2 separate regions of the Homo sapiens genome follow, and region 1 is linked to region 2. Evidence: chromatin loops called from intact Hi-C (ENCODE). Cell type or tissue: GM12878. All regions are shown on one strand.

Region 1 (2,500 bases), 140 kb before region 2:
CCACGTGGAACTGTAAGTCCCATTAAACCCTTTTTCCTGTATAAATTACCCAGTCTCGGATATGTCTTTATCAGCAGCGTGAAAACAGACTAATACATCAACACACAGGAGGCAGCGCCAGCCAGTGCAGAGACTGAAGCCTGAGGTGTCACCTGAGCCCTGAATCCAGTCATACTGGGAGTTACATCTCCCAGTGGACTGGTTTTGTGAGCCCATATTGCTGAAGTCAGTTTATTTTATTTTAAAATTTTCAACTGAAAGGGTCCTAACTCACTCAAAGGCACTCCCAGATGCCGATTCGTGAAGGAAGCCTCCCGTGACCTCTCCCACTCTGTGTTTGCACCACTGCCCAATACTCTTATGTCATCCTTTTCCCTTCCTGCTGGCTTGCCTGGATTTGCAGTAATTTGTCTACATGTGGGTCTCCCATGTAGCTCCCACCTTACCATCCTAGTGTCTTGCATGTGGCACCATGCAGTGAGCCTCATGCCCGGCAAGTGCTGAGTAATGTTTGGTGAGTGCCTGGTGGCCCTTTCTCCACTGGCATCTGGGCAGAGTTCAGCCTTTAGCAAAAGGCCAGCTCCTGGGAGGCACCCTGTGTGAACTCTGCCCAGATCACTGTGTTGGTGGGTGCGGGACTGGTGCATACCGATGGCCTCCAGGATGAGCATGTAGGCGGCTGTGGTCTCCCGGTCCAGGCCCACCACGGTTCTCACAACGGCATCGCGGTAACCCACGCTGAACTTCCCATCCACGTTGCCACCTGTGGGTGAAGGAGAGGAAGCTTCCGGCTGGGAAACAGAGCTCCCGGCCAGGGGAAGCGGGGACTCTGCTCCTGAGCTGGGACCCGCGATGGTGAGTCCAGGAGTGGGAGGCTGTGCTGCTGATTCGGCCCTGCCTGAGGTGCTCTGATGCGGGTGCAGCTTGGGTGGGCTCAGCGGGGGTGCCAGATGCCTGGAATCCGTTCCTAACCTTCACGAAGCACCTCCTGTTTACAGGTACTTCATGCAGACCATTTCATTTAGCCTCCACCTCACAGAGGAGAACCCCTCACTCAGTGATGTGCCTGTGCCACTCTGGGTTTCTCCATGCGTGGGTCCCTGGGCTTATCCTTCACCCCTCTGCTCCCTGCCCGTCCTGCAGAAGCGTCTGAGCAGCTAACCTGCATAGGGGCTTGTATATGTTGCTGAGAACTCTGGGGTTGGCTGAGCATCCCCCAGGCCCCTCATCTCGGAGGTGAGATGGGCTGAGGAGCGAAGCTTCCTGAGTGGGGACATGGAGGCTCCACAGAGGGAGGAGTCAAGGCAGGTGTACAGGAGACAGGGATTACTGAGTCTCCTTGAGTTCTGGGACAGGTGGGAAGTGTGAGGGTCTCCTCTCGCGGTGGACGGGAGTCAGGAAGGAACTCCCAGAACAGCGTGGAGACCCCTCCCCTGCCAGCTGGCGAGCAGTGTGGTGTTCTGGGCAGCAGAGGGCGCCACGGCACCAGCTTTGTGGTGAGCTTGGGCAGGACTGGGCTCAGCTCCTTGCAGAATGTGCACTGAAAATCCGGGAGGGCTCTGGGCAGGTCAGCGGGAGCCCACCACTCTGGGGTGCTGAAGAGTCATCCTGCAGGCTGCCAGGTGCTCCCCCTGTTCTTGCTGGTTTGCCCCTAGGGAAAGCCTCCTGACCCCCAAACCTCCAGTGCTCCCCAGTGTCTGAAGTACCATCTGCAAGGGACACACTCTGACTCCCGGGGAGCCCAGGGCAGAACTAGGACGTAAATAGTGTGGGCAGTGGAGCCACGGAGCTGGTGCCATGTGAGGGGTCTTAGTAACTAAGCCCTCCCTAGGGCCGACTTGAGGGCCAGACTGTAAGGAGTGGGCCTGAGGGTGCTGGGCCCCTTCAGGGAGGTGAGGGAAGAAAGGGAAGGCTGAGGGCTGGGAGGTCACGTTGGCCGCAGCAAAGCCACAGATGGGCTGTGAGCTGGGCATCCTTGCTTCATGGGGAGGCATTGGGAAGGCTGGTGTGTGCCCTGCTCGTGTGTACAGGCACACATATGCAGAGGCAACATGTGTGTTGGTAGGCAGGTCATGGACAGAGAGAAGACTGAGCCAGTAAAAGGGCCAAAGAGGGTTGAGGAATGGGGAAGACTGCACCCCCATGTGTCCCAGCATCTCTCGTGTGTCGGGGAGGCTAAGAAGCTGTGTTCTCATCCAGGAATGGCAAACCCATGGCATGTGCGCCACCATCTACCAATCCTACCACTGTGGCAGACATCACTAATCCATTGCAGCTCACTTTCCCCTGTGAGCCAGGACATGGCCTCATCATCTGTGGCCACAGCTCTGCAGACAACAGCCAGGCAACATTTTTGAGCTAAAACCATTTCATTTAGGGAGATCAAAACCATCTGCCTCTAAACAGGTGGGAATTCTCAACAGGTCCCCAAGGAAGGATGAGGCCACATTCCTCCAAGTCACTGCTCTGTCACCCAGACTTGGGGCGGGGAGTGGGGCTC
Region 2 (2,500 bases):
CTGACACGGCAGAGACACGGCTGAGCCACACTGATGTTCTGTGGAGCCAGACTGAGTCCATTCTTCAGCACAGGCTGAATTTTCCATGGGATCCCCATCCCTCCACATAAGTCTGTCTGAATGGCTCCCCGTTACTTGCCCTGGAAGCCTTTGTTCTTTGCCACACAGAGCCCCTTGGGTAGAGTGAGAGGGTGAGGAGATGGGCGTGGTGTGAAGAGTGGCTGGGGTTTCGCTGTGCCAGAACACTCATCACTGCCACGCACAGGGACTGCGGAGGAGCCAAGGAGGAGCCCAGCCCACTAACAGGGCCCATCCCTAACAGGAGCTCAGAAGGAAGTCCCTCTGAGAAGGGACTTCTGAGAAGGAAGGGCCAGGAGTCTTACCGGAGGAGAATGCTCGTAGATGTTGGTGCTGTAAGGCAGGTTGATGAAGATGGGGTCCATGTCCTGGACATCTGTGATGATGATGGCCAAGTTGGCCAGGGTGGACAGAGGCCTGGTCTTGTCTTGATCCTTAGAGAGCGGAGAGAACACACAGCCTTAGGTTGAGTGATGGTGGGGACACTCACACACATATGTACACACACACACAGACCTGCACCGTGCAGCACATAAGTGCAAACACATGCACACGCACACACACACCCATGCTCTTGCACTCCAGCAGGGAAGGGCTTAGTAAAAGGAAGCTTAAGAATTCTAAGAAGCCATGGTGATTTCTGAGCTGTACAGGAAAACACAAACAGCATCCCCAAGGTCCAGAGGAAGGCAGCTTATCCAGTGTTACAAAGCAGGGCTGGGGTACAGCTAGACCTCCAGCCCCTAGTAGCCCAGGCCTGACTTCCTTGGACATCCGGTGGTGGGATGACCAGCTTGGAGTAGATATGGTGCTGCCCTCAGCTCCTTTGCTGAGTTCAGCTGGAGGTCACCACCCCTCTCTGTGCCCACTTCCTGCCCCCACTCATCCCAGGGCAGCAGAGGATTGACAAAGATGGGGACTCCTCAGAAGAAAGGCCACAGAGGGGATTAATCTGGCACCTGTGTCCCTGCATTCATGAGTCCCTTGCTTTGGGCTGGGGATTTACTGGTTCAGTGACTTTTCCCAATCCAACCAGCAGGGGGAGCTCCAGGGTCTGTGACATCTGGGGGACTCCGAGAAAGACTCCTGAGAGGTCACACAGGCCATCCCCCTGCAGCCAGGCAAGCAATATTTAAACCGTCAGTTGGGAATTTCATTGTATAAAACCTCAACGATGCATCTGTAGTCCCAGCTGCTCAGGAGGCTGAGGTGGGGCAATCACTTGAGCCCAGGAGTTCGAGGCTGTTGTGCACCAAGATTGCACCTGTGAATAGCCACTGCACTCCAGCCTGGACAACATAGCGAGACCCCCATCTCAAAAAAAAAATTTTTTTTTAATGCTTGGCAAGAAAGAAAACTCCAAATCTATCTTCTACTGTTTAAGTAGCCTGCTGCAACTGAATAACAATAGCCAGCAATAATAGTAACTGCAGTGCTTTGTACAGATGACGTGGCAGCCACTCTACCGGGCACTTCACTCGCATCTGTAGTTATGATGAGCCCATTATTCAGATGAGTTAACAGAGACTCAGAGAGGCTGAGTAACTTGTCCACAGTCATACAACTTCTAAGTGTGTAGCCAGAACTCAAACTCAGATCCTTTCACATAAAAATTTGCCACTAACAGTTTTGACTTGGGGCTCTAACATCAGTTCGGTCTCTTAATTTGCTGAGTAACCTCAAATGAGTTCTTTTTCCCCCTGGGAATCTGATGTCCTTTTCTGTGAGATGAAGGGGCTCAAGTGAATGACTTCTAAGGCCCCTCAGGCTCGAACATTCTCTGAGCTAAGATTTGAGGAGCGACTGTCCCCAGGTTAGCTCTCCCTTAGTTTGTCTGGGGTGACTTGAATGAAGCAAGGCATTCCTGGAGTTCCAAGAAGCCTGGTGCCTCCTCCTGGCCTGCAGAGATGGAGCTGCTGTGCCTAGGAGAAGGGAGGGCTGGTTGTCTTTAGGAATCCTCAGGGACAGCCAATGAGAGGGTGGGAGGGCCTTTAGGGATGGGAGTGGGTGCTGCAAGGGAGAGGAAGGTCTGGAAGCAGGAGGTGAGCAGAGAGGTTCTCGGCAGGCAGCCTCCCAGGCTCCAGGACTGGGGCCCACACGGCAGGCTTGGGCACTGCCCATGGGGAGAGCTCCCAGCTAGGGACCTGAATGACCACCAGGCACCCAGGGCTGGAGCGGGGAAGCTCAAAACAAGTCCCCTGACCTCTTGGACAGGGGATGCCAGTGGCTCTGATTTGCCATAACCAGGCTTTTGCAGGCAGCTGGCTTTTGTCTAGCCTGGCACAGGCCCTCTCTGTCCCATACCTGTGACTGCAGTCCTGTTCATGCCACAAATGCCCCTGCCCAGCCCACTCTGGACTCTGTGGTGGGGAAAGGGGAGTGATCCTGTCAGGCTCCCAGCTGTAACTCTGGGGCCCATGGC

The links. Peaks named below come from ENCODE experiments on the same cell type or tissue, not always from the same donor. Only the 100,000 strongest peaks of a DNase experiment are listed, where the experiment ranks them.
Region 1: it touches region 2 in a loop (8-fold over the local background); 6 of 110 quality-filtered maps call a loop at or near these places.

Annotation. Positions count from the first base shown.
Region 1 is chr10:71,707,361-71,709,860 of GRCh38, reverse strand. It overlaps CDH23 (cadherin related 23), which reads right to left. Exons shown (of 70, transcript NM_022124.6): 27 at 650-763. Among named protein-coding and RNA genes, the nearest start is that of C10orf105, 11 kb to the left of the region's middle. In GM12878, a CTCF peak has its summit at 1,474 (motif pointing right); no DNase peak of the experiment used is centred here.
Region 2 is chr10:71,568,802-71,571,301 of GRCh38, reverse strand. CDH23 (cadherin related 23) reads right to left here. Exons shown (of 70, transcript NM_022124.6): 8 at 384-512. Among named protein-coding and RNA genes, the nearest start is that of CDH23-AS1, 58 kb to the right of the region's middle. In GM12878, a CTCF peak has its summit at 1,103 (motif pointing right); a DNase peak (open chromatin) is centred at 1,110.